Linked DNA regions of Homo sapiens: regions 1 and 2 are each linked to region 3. A link is a contact called in ENCODE Hi-C or POLR2A ChIA-PET data. All regions are on one chromosome and are shown on one strand. Each heading gives the region's core, a stretch centred on a gene start or an enhancer-like site at or near the end of the contact. The rest is flanking DNA. Distances are from core to core; before and after follow the strand shown.

Region 1 (4,389 bases), core at 553-3,052, 150 kb after region 3:
CCATCATCAAGAAAAGAGAGGTGAAGGCTGGGGGTAGGATGGTGGCTGTGGACGTGGAAAGAAGTAGATGGATTCAAGAGAAATTTCAGCAATAGCATTGATAGGACTTGGTGACTGGTTGATTGGCTTGGAGCAGAGGGTGGCGGGGGGAAGTTTCCAGGATGTCTAGTATGCCCAGCGTTTCTGGTTGAGGAGAGTCATAGCCGGTGTTGCTGTTAACACAAGCTCGGATCCATTTGGCTTTTTAAAAGGTAGCCAGTCTTACTTCTTGCAGTTGAAAAAAAACCCTCAGTCCTTTATACATGTGCTGCTGGGATCCAGCCACATGTCCCCCAGAAAGAAAGCCCTCGCCTCTGTCTGCACCCGCTTCACTCGCCCCCTACTCCCTCCTGCTCGGCATATGTTTCAGCTCCCCAGTCTCTGAGACTCAGACTCTTCACCTGTAGAATGGAAATAACAATAAGACCCACCCGTAGGACTGTTGTAGAATAAAATTTAATTAATGTAGTCAAATGCCTTAATAGCCTGCCATGAGGTAGGGTACTCAGGAAAGATACCTGCCTCTATAGGCGGATCACTTGAGGTCAAGAGTTCGAGACCAGCCTGGCCAACATGGTGAAACCCTGTCTCTACTAAAAATACAAAAATTAGCCGGGCATGGTGACAGGCACCTGTAATCCCAGCTGCTAGGGAGGCTGAGGCAGGAGAATCACCTGAACCTAGGAGGCGGAGGTTGCAGTGAGCCGATCTGCACCACTGCACTCCAGCCTGGGCAACAGAGCAAGACTCAAAAAAAAAAAAAATGCCTCTATTGTTACCCGTATTAAGGGCACCTGCAGGGCTGCCCTGCTCTGACGGACACTCCTACCCTCCCACGGTGTGCGCCCCCTCTTCTGCAACGGCCCATCTCCAAAGGGACTGCTGATGTTTGAGGTCAAGATGGCCCCTAGCAGAAAGCTGCAGACCACTTCTGAGGCTGGAAGGGTGTGCCCTGTTTATAGCTTCTAGTCCCATCTGTGGCTGAAAGAGGAAGATGCTAGTGGCACTCAGCATTAAGGCTTCCGCGAGGCTGCGAGGCAGGGGTAGCCCTTTGGGAAGTACGAGCTCAAGCTTCTGCTCCGAGGCAGGCTCTGGAATGGGCCTATTGGTGAGAATTGCAAATGGAGGTAACTTCTGTAATTAGACAGTGGTGATGGTGGCGCTACTTTGTGAATATACTAAAAAACTGAATTGTACGCTTTTAAAGGGTGACTTTTATGGTGTGTCATTATATCACAATGTAAATAAATAGCAAGTGGAAGTTGCTGCTATGGGAGTGCTGTGTTCCAACTGATGATCAACAGAAGCCATGGAACACGGGGAAAGCCTTGGGCTCCCTGGTGGTTTCCTGCTTGGGGATATTCACAGCCCAGTGCTGTTCTGTCGTAATTCACTTTAGACTATTGGGGCTCCAGCTGTCCTGAGAACAGGGCAGTAAAGGAAAGTCAGTGGCTTCTCATGTCCAGAGCCTTTGCCTGCCCTGCTGAGCCTGCCAAGGAAAAGCTTTGAGGTGCTGGTGGCCCTTGCTCCCTGAGCGCTCCCGGGGGAGCTCACTCTTCCTCTGCAGTTTGGAGGTCTTTGCTAACCCCAGTCCTCTCTAGCTGCCCGCTCTCTGCTGTCTCCCTGCTCCCTCAATCCAGATGTCAAAACAGATTCTGCCATCTGGGTGGGGAGGGAGCTGTTCTGCTGCCTGGGTTTTCCTTGGGTTATGAGATGGGGTAACCACTTGGCCTTTGGCACTGCACTTAGTCCTGTGAACTACTGACAGAGGGACCAGGGCACCCTCTTGTGGCCCTCAGCGGCACTGCTTCTTCCCGCCCTCCAGCCTTGAATTTCTTCCAGCTGGAATTCTAGTGTTGAACTCTGGTGGTGGAGGCAGCTGTCGTTCTCCCCAGGAGATGCCTAACATATCAGTAACAAGAAAGAAAATAAATCAGCCACAGAAACTAGGAGGTAAAATGTTAGTGTTTTTGCTCTGCAGCTTTATTTTCAAAGAGGCAGTGTGCTCTCATGGAAGATGTGTGGCCTGTGGAGTCCAGCAAGCTCCCCAGCTGTGTGTGTGACTTTGGCAGGCTGACCTCTGAGCCTCAGACTCTTCACGTGTAGAATGGAAATAATAAGACCCACCTGTAGGATTGTTGTGGGATAAAATTTAACGAATGCAGTTAAATACCTCAATAGCCTGCCACGCAGTAGGGCACTCAGGAAATGGCACCTGCTTCTATTGTTATCTGTATTACAATAAAGACTAGGCAGGAACCACTGTCTCTCTTCAGGAAGATCGCAGCAAAGGGAGTGGCACCACAATATCGTAGTCTCTGTGAAGCCCTTTCCCCAGCAGTGAGCAATCCTGGCTTTCTCTGGGGCTGATCCAGTTGCCAGTCTGGGAAACCTCTGACTCAGGGAAGTGGAGAGAGATTTAGAAAAATATGAGAGAGCAAAAGAAAACTTTTTTTGTTTTTTTTTTGACAGGGTCTCTCTCTGTCTCACGGGCTGGAGTGCAGTGGTGTGATCTCCGCTCACTGCAACCTCCGCCTCCCAGGTTCAAGCGCTTCTCCTGCTTCAGCCTCCTGAGTAGCTGGGACTACAGGTGCCCACCATGCCCAGCTAATTTTTCTATTTTTAGTAGAAGTGGGGTTTCACCATGTTGGCCAGGCTGGTCTCGAACTCCTGACCTCAAATGATTCACCCATCTCGGCCTCCCAAAGTGCTGGGATTACAGGCATGAGCCACCGCGCCTGGCCAAAAACAACTGAAAAAAGAAAAAAAGAAAGATAAAGCCAGAAGGACCTGATCAGAAACAGATTGGGGGCCCGCCCCACCCCATCTGATAGCTTGGCGCCTGCCTGGCATGTGATGGAGCCCAGCAAACGCTCGTTTCCTTCTCTTCTTGTCCTGGCTCAGATGAGGTGCTGAGCAGAGGATGAACATAGCCTTGGTCGGATCCCTTTATGAGTCAGACGGTTTTCTTCCTGTGAGGTGGGTCCTCAGTGGGAGGGACTAGAGACAGGAAAACCGTTGGGTGGGCAACCTGTGAACATGGATGCAAGGAGGAGCAGGGCGGCAGCACAAGATGAGTGTGGGTTTTGACCCTCACAAGTGCAGATTCCCCAATAGCTCTTTGCCCTCTCCCCTTGTCTGCCATCTGTGCCCCAGGGTGGCGGTGTCTGTCGCTGTTCTGGCCCTTTGGTAGCTTATTAAATCTCAGTACCACTTGCCAAGACCCTTTAAACCCCTTAGCTGTTCTTTTTGCCTTTTCTGATCAGCTGTATTTATTCTGAACTAAATGGTCCTCACGGCAGAATGAAAGGATTTACTGCTTAAGTATATGAAAAGAAACCTTGGCTGCATTACAGTTGCACCCTCTCCTCGCCACCCCCTGCCCATGCTCCATCCGCTAGCTGGTGCCACTGAGACTGAACCGGGAGCCCGCTCTGGGTACAGTGTGGTCAGTTCAGTTTGGTGGCAGAGTCCAATTGATGGAGCAGTGAGGTGACTGGGAGGAGCTTGCTTTTGGGAGCCCTCTCCTAAATGTCCTGCTGCCCCAGGGGAGACTGGCGGCCCAGGAACAGCTCTCTCTCTCCCTCTCCCCCGCACTTTTCCCTTCCTCCCTCTCCCTCTCTCCCTCCCCTCCTTAAACCTCTCCCCCATTCTCTCTCTCAGATTCTCTCTTTCCCCTTCAGGATTGTGCTCATGGACGATGCCATGGACTGCTTGATGTCTTTTTCAGATTTCCTCTTTGCCTTCCAGATCCAGTTTTACTACTCAGGTGAGTGTTCCGGGGCTCCATCTGGCTCCGCACAGGACCCTGTCTCCCTGTCCTGCCCTGCTGCCCTGCCCATCTGTGTGCCTGGCACACACGTTTCTCTTCCCCACTTCCTTTGGGGGTGTGCTTCACTGCGGGTCGCTAACAGGATGTCTAGTGTTCAGTGGTGGTCACAAGATTCAGTCTGCAGAGCCGACTTCCTCAGCCTCCTGAAGACACTGAACACCGCAGTGTTTTCAGTCAGCAACGCAACAAATCAGTTTAAGTGATAATGACAATAACAACATCCATAGCATCCACAGCATTCACTGCTTACTGAAAACTTACTATGTCCCAGGCACAGCACTGACTTTAATCTTGACAACAGCCTTGAGAGAGAGTCCTTTCAGAGACAAGCTCACAGAAGTAGTAGCCAGTCATGCAGCTCATAAGTGGTGGAGACCAGACCTGAAGGCTGACTCCAAAGCCAGCGTTCCCAACCTCGCTGCTATTTTACTGCCTTCAAGGGTCTCTCCCTTGGCAACTGATCGTGCGTTTGGGTGCACATTCTCCTCCACCCCACAGCTTTAAAAAAGCATACACCA
Region 2 (4,329 bases), core at 1,705-4,204, 170 kb after region 3:
AAGAAATCATACTCCAAACCCATGAGGAAAGGGACTGGAGGGTAGCAAACAAGATCACAGTTGCTATTCACTGTGGAAGAAAGCAGGAAGACAAGCAGCCCCCACCCCAACCCCTTCACTATTTACTTAGAGCCAGAGCCCATTCTCCTAACTTAAAGACAGTTAACTACCACCACCTAGGCAGGCACAGATCTAAAGGCTCCTCATATATGAATATATTTAATTATCACTACAACCCCTATGAAGGAGCTACATCGCCATTTTAGAAACTGAGGTTTTGACAGGTTGAGTGACTTGGCCACCATCACAGGAATGCGGAGTAGAGAACAGGAATTGAAGCCAAGAGTCTAACTTCAGCACCCAGGGCCAGTAAAGAGGAAACCCTCCTCAAAGGGGTGGGGCGGGGAGGAGAGAATCCTTTCACTGTCCCCAAGCACAGTGCCTTTTTTTTTTTTTTTTTTTTTTTTTTTTTTTTTTTTTTTGAGACGGAGTCTCGCTCTGTCGCCCAGGCCGGACTGCGGACTGCAGTGGCGCAATCTCGGCTCACTGCAAGCTCCGCTTCCCGGGTTCACGCCATTCTCCTGCCTCAGCCTCCCAAGTAGCTGGGACTACAGGCGCCCGCCACCGCGCCCGGCTAATTTTTTGTATTTTTAGTAGAGACGGGGTTTCACCTTGTTAGCCAGGATGGTCTCGATCTCCTGACCTCATGATCCACCCGCCTCGGCCTCCCAAAGTGCTGGGATTACAGGCGTGAGCCACTGCGCCCGGCCCACAGTGCCTTTCTTATAGGGGAAGAATCCAGGAAAATTTGTTTGGGGCACCGGACACCTCTTGAAACTTCAAGAAGCTGCCTCTCTTCCCCGCCAGCCCAATTTATAGGAGTCGATTTCTAAGGAGGGCTACACTGCACCTCCATTTATGGAGGAGGAAACACCTAGGCCTACCCAGCAGGAACAGTGGACTTCATACGTGGTGTCCAAGACATCACATCAAAGCAAATGGAATCTACAACCATGATCACAGAAGGCCTGGGCCTTGGTAAATTGCCTGTCAAGAACAACTGGGAAAACGGTTCCTTGTGGGCACTCACTTGAGTGTGTTCTGTGAAGAAATCAGAGTCCTTCTTCTCTGGGGAGTGATTAGGAACGGCACTACTCATGTTGTCTATCCAAAGCTAGAAAGGAGAAGACACCCCTAAAACACAGGGCTCTGAATACTCCTAACCCTCCTGCCCCAGCCCCAAGAACAGGCACTTACATCAGTGCCATGCCTAGCCAGGGCCGCACTCCCCAGCTGCCGGATCTTCTCCCGGTACATCTGGGCAGCTCGGCTATTATATTTGGTGTTGGCATCATTGGCTGTGCATCCATGTTGGCGAAAAAAAGCCGTCTGGAGAGCAAAGAAGAGAGCAGCGCGTGCTACGGGTGATTCTCAAGAAGGAAACGTGTTGGCTGTAGGAGACATCTCCTTATGACAGCGAAGTTATTATCTATACAGGATGATACACGCTACTGACACCGGTTTTTCAGAGATAAAGTTTCTCGAAATTCCTGCAAAAAACACCTTGCAGCGGGCCATCCTCTGATATGACTGAAGTCCAGGCCCCACTGAACGCTGCCTGAGCACAACATCCCATACCCAGCCTCCCCATCCTTCATCCAGGGCAGGCCCACAAGACCCAATGACTGTGAAGGCTCCCAACTCCTGTGGCTTTTCCCCAAGAACACCTGCCCAGTTTAATTGGAATCTGAAACCCATTTAAGAGAAGCTGTGACCAGTTTCGAAGTTTTCAGAAAATAGCTTATGGTGGTGTTATAGAACAGAGAACCCTCTGAACAGGGAAAACGACAGGGCCTCTTAGGGAGTCGTGCAAAGTTAGTAACCAGGCAGAAGAATGGAAGGTGAGGGAAGTAGAAGGAGCTTTACCGCATTGGCATTCCCGCCGACCTGCATACACCTCAGCTGGAACCAGTTCCAGTTGGAATCCAACTCTGTGGACCTGTGTACAAGGGCTGCGTCTCACCCACTAGCAGATACCAGCAGGATTTCCCTGGCAACCCGGATACCTGTCACTTGGCCTCAGGCTGCTGTAGGCACCCAGGAAACATTAATCAGCCATCACCCCATTTCCTCCACACTACCCTGTCCATGAAAACTCTCCTCTTCGTTCATTTACTCCAAAGAGTACTAATTATGTCCCCAGATCCGAAAGGAGGTCACATTCTCAGGCACGCACGCCTGGATTTGGCTTTCCCCTAATGGATGGTCACAGTCTCACTAGAGACATACTGGTCTAACAACATATCAGCAACAACAAGGTCAATGCCTCCCTTTCCCCTCAACTAACGCTCAGAGTCTCAAGCCTGACCGTCAAAAAAGAGGAAGTTTTGGCCCAGAGGCGGAGACGGACCGCCCATGTGCCAAAGGGCCCACACAGGTGGTTCCCTCTGGCAGGAGGCTACCGGACCCTCTCGGCCCAGAGGCTTCCCACCGAATTCAGAGCGGCCCAAGTCGAGGCAGCCACTCTCCCTTGTTGCCCAGACACCCCTGGCCGGCCGGGTGGAAACACGGCAACCGCGCGGAGAGCCTACCTGATGAAGCTCAGATGGACGCCCAGGGAGCGGTGCACCCCGGAACAGTCAATGCACAAGAAAACACCGTACGTGATGCTGGCCCAACTCGGATTCTTGGCGCCGCAGTCGAAACAGGCCTGGGTGGAGGCGGCGATGAGCGAATCGTCAGGGGCCCCGAGTAAAGGCCAGGCACCGACACCCCAGAAACATAACCCACCTCCGCCCTTCTCCCTCCCTCAGGCCCCAGCGGGACGAGAGACTCCGCGCGCCCCCTGCTCACGCACCTTGTTGGTTGGAACTGCGCGAAGCCTCTTAAAAAGAGTCTGGATTTCGGTCTTGTTCGGCTCCGCCGCCATTTTCTCTCCTTCCCAGACACAACCGCGGCTGACGGGTCCCGCCGCGGGCCAATCCACGGCGGGGAGGGCGGGCTCACCAGGCCGGCCTCAGCGGTGCCTGGGCCAGCCGAGGGGTGGGGTGATTGGAGTCCGATCTGGACCAATGGGCAGCCGGCGGGACGGGGGCGGCGACGACAACCGCGGCCGCAAGAATCAACGCCGCGCCGGGCCAATCCGCAGCCGGGGCGGGGCGACGGCGCGCGGACCGGCCCAAACCTCCTCGCGCGCGTAGTACCCTTCCCCCCGCCCCTCCCACGCCGCAACCCCCAGGTGGAGTCGCCCCCACGCCGCGCAGGCTGCGGGAGGCTGGGGGCGGGGACCCCCACTCCAGCTAATTACAGATCGATGAATAAGGATTAGGCTGCCCAAACACTCCTCGTCCCTCCGGCCCGAACGGGCAGACGCATTGGCCCGCGTCTCGCCCAGCCTTCAGCCGTTCTCGGTTAACAGCAAGCCTGACAGCGAGTCCCCTCCACTCCAGATTAGTATCTCGAAGTTCCAGAGCAGGTACCAAGCAGGCAAACCCTTTTCCAACCCCGGCCCCATAACAGACGCTAGGCCTCTCTCTAGATGCCCTCTGGTGGCCTGGCAAGGGTGTCCTATCAAAAAAATGCACATGAGCCCGACAGTGGTGTTTTTGTTTTTGTGTGTGGGTGTGTGTCAAGTTTTAATACACGCTAGAACAAGCCACAAGAGGGTGCTGCTAGGCCAGAACTACACTCACCCCAAGCCCACCCCAGGAACCCCAAAGCAGAGGTCAGGAACTGAGTCCACAGCTCCTGGGGAGGCCCAGGCACCCCTGAACGCTTCTGTCACCTCTGACCTCCCATCTTGCCCTCAGCCTAGACTCGTCCCTTCCCTACCAGTCCCTTCCCTAGACAAAGGCCCCTCCCCTCCCTGGGTCCCAGGACTTCCTCCCTCAAGGGACAGAGGAGCAGCCAGAGAGCGACGGTTCAGGGCCCTGAGGGTCCGGCTCTCCAGGAGAAGCTGGGCTCTGAACCAGGGTGGGTAAACGTTGCAGAAGGGCTGTCAGGACACTCAGGCGCCCACACACTCCACGTAGTTGGCAGGGTACAGGCCAATGCGGCCACTCTGCAACTGGCCTTGGCACCAGCCCTGCTCGTCCTCCTCACTCATCTTCAGCAGCTCCTCCCCTGGGGGAAAGGGGATTGGTCACTGCCAGTGGCCCTGGCCCAGGCCCTGTTCCTGCAACTGGGTCAAGGACTGAGGGGGATGGTGTGGTCCCAGAGCCCAGCTAGCAAAGACATGGCTCAGGCAGAGGCAGGTCAAGGTCAGCAAGCTGCCCCACCCCAGACCCTGAATGCAGCCACCAGGCACCAGCTATCTGGACCTGGAACAGC
Region 3 (4,222 bases), core at 233-2,732:
GGAAGGACAGTTAGGATTTTGGCAGTAACACAAAGGTTCTTCTTCCCTGAGAAAAGTGAAATGAAAGTCAAATGAAGCTTCACTCTGCTTTTAGAATTTGCTAAGATGTTTGTCTGTCTCTCAGCTCCCGGCCCCCTTGCAGGTGCATCATTATAGTCAGTGACTTCTCCAAAAAACAAATTGTCTCTCAGGATCCTTCAGGAGGGGTCATATCTAACCAATTTCTTGTCTGAGGACATAATTGTGATTCCCTTCTTCAACTATCAGATGCAATGCTACCAGCACTGCAGAAACTGTCTTATCAGAAAGTGGCACAAATGTGTACATTTCTTCTAGGTCACAGTTCTAGTATTGCTGAGTTCTGGGGCTGCAACAATAGATAATACTACAATGAGAGATGTTTGGGAAAAGCATTGTTTCCTGGGTGGCCGTAGAAGCAGACTTGAAATCATCCCTTTGTCATTAAATAATATCAACAACAAATGTCTTTGTTGATGTCATTGTATTGTAATTTTCTAGGTCTAGATTATTGCTAGGGATGATAATACCTATCTTCTAGGGTTGTTATGCAAATCACATGAAATTACACATGCAAGATGTCTGGCTATATATAATTCATCTTCATTGTGTGTTGTTCTCCTTAAGCTCCACTTTTCTGGGATTTTTGTATCTCTGTGGATCTGGATAGTCTTCCTTTTCTCTCTCTTTAAATGGCATCAGAGTTGAAGATCTTGAGGACTTTTTAGTCTCTCTTTTGTTTTTTGTTGTTGTTGTTGTTACTGGTTTGTTTTTGTTTTTGTTTTTTTGTTTTTGTTTTTTTTTTTTGAGATAGTGTCTCACTCTGTCACCCAGGCTGGAGTTGTAGCACAAACATGGCTCATTGCAGCCTTAACCTGGGCTCAAGCAATCCTCCTGCCTCAGCTTCCCATGTAGCCATGACCACAGGTGCGTGCCACCATACCCAGCTAACTTTTTTTTTTCTTTTTTATAGAGACGGGTCTCATTTTATTGCTCAAACTGGTCTTGAACTCCTGGGCTCATGTTATGCTCCTGCCTCAGCCTCCCAAAATGCTAGAATTACAGGTGTGCGCCACTGTACCTGGCCTCTCTTACTTTCTATAACACTTCTTTCTTGCCCTGTATTTTGTGTACGTTTTTGGAGACTAAAACATTCAATGATTGCCTGCATGACTCTTAACCACTTCACTCATCATTTAGTTCATTCACAGAATAGCCTAAGAAAGCTTTTCTATCTTTGTTTTCTTTGCATATGCCATTTTCTCACTTCCTGTCTTTACCCCCTTTCCTCTAGATACAGAATTTTAAAACTCAAGGTGTAGTGGGAGACTTGAGTCAGTCAACTCTATCCAACTTGTGTTGTTCCCACTCTTAGCTCTAGCAGTACAGTGATGGGCTCAGGGTAATGAAAAGCAGACTTTCTCTGCTGAGGTCATTGCTCCTCATGCTGGCAGCCTGCTCCAGGAAGCTGTTTATCTATGCTTGCAGAGCCAAGCTCCAGCCTCTGAACAGTTGGAATGTATTGAGAAACCACAGAGCCCAAAGAGAGAACATTACACAGGCAGTTCCAGGCAGGGAGAGTATATTTACACCAGACAAACTGCAGCTTACATGTGTGGGGATAATTGTTCATCTGCACACTCTCATACTTTACCTTCTATGCAATCTATATACCCTCTCAAGAAGGTTTAACCAGGAGAACTTGTACTGCTATGTCCAAATTACCCTGAACATCCCCTAAAATGTCATAAGGAAAAAGAGATACTACAGAAAATTGATGTAAAAACTTTTTAAGATAGTGGTTTTTTTGTTTTTCTGAGTCAAATTTTATGTTTAGAATCTTAGACCATGTAAGCCTGATCACTAAAGCATTCAAAAACACTGTTTCTTGCATGGAAATGTTTTTCTTCATCCCTTTACAAAAATATTAAGTATTGTTATAGAGCTTCAAATGTGCTCTATATTAATAGGAATATAAGATATGGTCACTTCCCTGTAAGATGTAATCTGGTTAAAGAGGTAAAACTCATTGAATAACGAACAATTACAGAGCAATACAAGACCTTATATAATGGCATTAAGTTATATGGCCCAGTACACTGAGAATTGAGAGTAAGGAAAAATAATGGCTATTAGTTAAGTAAAATTAGTTGAGTCTTATAGAGGAGTTTGTCTTAATTTTGGAAAGGAAGGTAGAGTTTGGATAAACAAAACAGAAAGGAGACATATTTTGCAACATGAAAGCACCATAACATAGTGGTTAAGAACATGGACTTTGGAATCAGATAGGTCTATGTTAGAGGGCCTGCCACTTTCTGGTATGAGATCTTGGGCAGATTGCTTACCTCATCTATAAAATAGGGAGACTCATATATAAAATATAAAATTCCATGTTACATAATTGTTGGAATGATTAAATGAGTTAATGAAAGTAAAGTGCTTGGCATTTCACTTAAGATACAATAAGTGTTGAATTAATTAGTAGCTACTGCTACTACTGTTGTTCACTCATTCATTCAATATATATTTATTGAGTGCCTACGTCTTAGCGTTCTAGATACTAGGGATATAGCAGTGAAAAAAACAGACCAGAAATTTCAACTCTTATGGAGCTTCCATTCTGAAATTGTTTTCATTTTACCTTTTTAGAATGTGTGTGAATAATTTTGGACTTACATAAAGTTTAAAAAAATCTATATATGGAGTTCCCACATCCATTTCATACAGCTTCTACTAATGTTAACATTTCCTGTATCCATAATATAACTGCCAAAATCAAGAACTTAACATTAATTCAAAACTATTAACTAATCTATACGTCTTATTTACATTTTCACCTCATTTTTGAAGGGCAGTTTTTTTCCTGAGATAAATTCTAGGTTGGCAGCTGTTTTACCATTCCATTATCTTTTGGTTTCTACTGACTTTGTTGAGAAGTTGCTCTCAGTTTTATTCTTGCTTCTTTGAAAATAATCTTTTTTTAAATCTCTGGATGGTTTTTGGATATTTCTACTTGGTCTTTGGTTTTTGATAGTTTTAGTGTAATGTGTCTAGTTTTGCTTTTCTTTATATTTAAACTATTCGGTGTTCTTAGTGCTTCTTGAACCTATAGCTTGATATCATTTATCAGTCCTGGAAAACTCTCAATAATTAGCTCTTCAAATTTACTTCTGTTCTACTCTCTCTCTGTCTCTGTCTCTTTTTTTTTTTTGAGGCAGGATCTCTGTCTGTCACCCAGGTTGGAGTGCAGTGGTGCAGTCATGGCTCACTGCAGCCTCTACCTCCTGGGCTCAGGCAATCCTCTTGCCTCACTCAGCCTCCCAAGTGGCTGGGACCACAGTTGCACGCCACCACACTCAGCTAATTTTTTTTTTTTTTTTTTTAGAGATAGGGTCTTGCCATCTTGCCCAGACTGGTCTCAAACTCCTGGGCTCAAGTGATCCTCCTGCCTCGCCCTCCCAAAGTGCTGGGATTACAGACATGAGCCAACACGACTGGCCTCTACCCTCTCTTTACTCCTATTGGGATTCTAATTACACAAACATTAGACCTTTTCATAGTATTCTCTGTCTCTTATGCTCTTTTTTGCATTTTCTATCATTTTGTGTGGTTTTTTTTTTTTTTTTTTTTTTGAGACAGAGTCTCACTCTGTCACCCAGGCTGGAGTGCAGTAGCACTATCTTGGCTCACTGCAACCCAGGTTTGCCTCCCAGGTTCAACCCACTCTGCCTTCCTGGTTCAAGTGATTCTTCTGCCTCAGCCTCCTGAGTAGCTGGGATTACAGGCGCCCACCACCGTGGCTGGCTAATTTGTGTTTTTAGTAGAGATGGGGTTTCACCATGTTGGGCAGGCTGGTCTCAAACTCCTGACCTCAAATGATCTGCCTGCCTCGGCCTCCCAAAGTGCTGGAATTACAGTCATGAGCCACCATGCCCAGCCCATCATTTTGTAGTTTATGCTTTATTCTGGATATTTTCTTCTGATCTATTTTCCAGGTCATTAATTCTCTCTTCATTTCTGTGTAATTTACTATTAAACCCATCTACTGAGTTCTTAATTCTAATTATTGTATTTTTTTAGTTCAAGTATTTTTATTCAGTTTTTGTTTGTTTCCTTGCTAAATCTTGTCTTTCATTTGCTTGAACATAGTAAATAAAGCATGGTTATTACAAAGTCCATAATTTATTGTCTGGATACCCTGTGG

The links. Hi-C counts contacts between places; a loop is a spot of excess contacts on that map. ChIA-PET counts read pairs that join two places held with the same protein, here RNA polymerase II (POLR2A). Pooled maps may share reads with other maps.
Region 1: a loop to region 3 is called in a map of OCI-LY7, with 5 times the contacts of the local background. The contact joins two enhancer-like sites. A Hi-C loop is called at or near these places in 11 of 168 maps with a recorded cell type or tissue (HepG2, IMR-90, OCI-LY7 and 8 more) and 13 of 50 pooled maps. POLR2A ChIA-PET finds 5 or more read pairs at or near these places in 6 of 52 experiments (A673, BJ, GM10248 and 3 more).
Region 2: a pooled map shows a loop between it and region 3 (2.5-fold over the local background). The contact joins the promoter of ARFGAP2 here to the enhancer-like site in region 3. A Hi-C loop is called at or near these places in 2 of 50 pooled maps. POLR2A ChIA-PET finds 5 or more read pairs at or near these places in 3 of 52 experiments (A673, H1 and endothelial cell of umbilical vein).

The regions. Positions count from the first base shown.
Region 1 is chr11:47,151,454-47,155,842 of GRCh38, forward strand. It overlaps CSTPP1 (centriolar satellite-associated tubulin polyglutamylase complex regulator 1), which reads left to right. Exons shown (of 9, transcript NM_024113.5): 5 at 3,723-3,808. LOC124902672 (a long non-coding RNA gene) reads right to left here. Exons shown (of 2, transcript XR_007062668.1): 2 at 1,994-3,070. Among named protein-coding and RNA genes, the nearest start is that of ARFGAP2, 23 kb to the right of the region's middle. RefSeq lists an enhancer at 1,877-1,956. Within about 2 kb of position 1,803, at least 5 of the 41 ENCODE cell types and tissues checked have a DNase peak (open chromatin) inside an H3K27ac peak, as active enhancers do; they include OCI-LY7 and dorsolateral prefrontal cortex, where a contact is called at or near this core.
Region 2 is chr11:47,173,925-47,178,253 of GRCh38, forward strand. ARFGAP2 (ARF GTPase activating protein 2) reads right to left here and starts at 2,955. Exons shown (of 16, transcript NM_032389.6): 1 at 2,858-2,955; 2 at 2,592-2,710; 3 at 1,927-1,999; 4 at 1,258-1,389; 5 at 1,091-1,174. The coding sequence starts at 2,929. It overlaps PACSIN3 (protein kinase C and casein kinase substrate in neurons 3), which reads right to left. Exons shown (of 11, transcript NM_016223.5): 11 at 3,598-4,122. The coding sequence ends at 4,007. RefSeq lists enhancers at 2,703-2,932, 3,474-4,055, 3,903-3,952, 4,033-4,082 and a silencer at 2,983-3,412.
Region 3 is chr11:47,003,374-47,007,595 of GRCh38, forward strand. All of the region lies in intron 2 of CSTPP1 (centriolar satellite-associated tubulin polyglutamylase complex regulator 1), which reads left to right. LOC124902670 (a long non-coding RNA gene) reads left to right here. Exons shown (of 2, transcript XR_007062665.1): 1 at 1-4,222. Among named protein-coding and RNA genes, the nearest start is that of CSTPP1, 69 kb to the left of the region's middle. RefSeq lists a silencer at 1,427-1,506. Within about 2 kb of position 1,483, at least 14 of the 41 ENCODE cell types and tissues checked have a DNase peak (open chromatin) inside an H3K27ac peak, as active enhancers do; they include A673, OCI-LY7 and dorsolateral prefrontal cortex, where a contact is called at or near this core.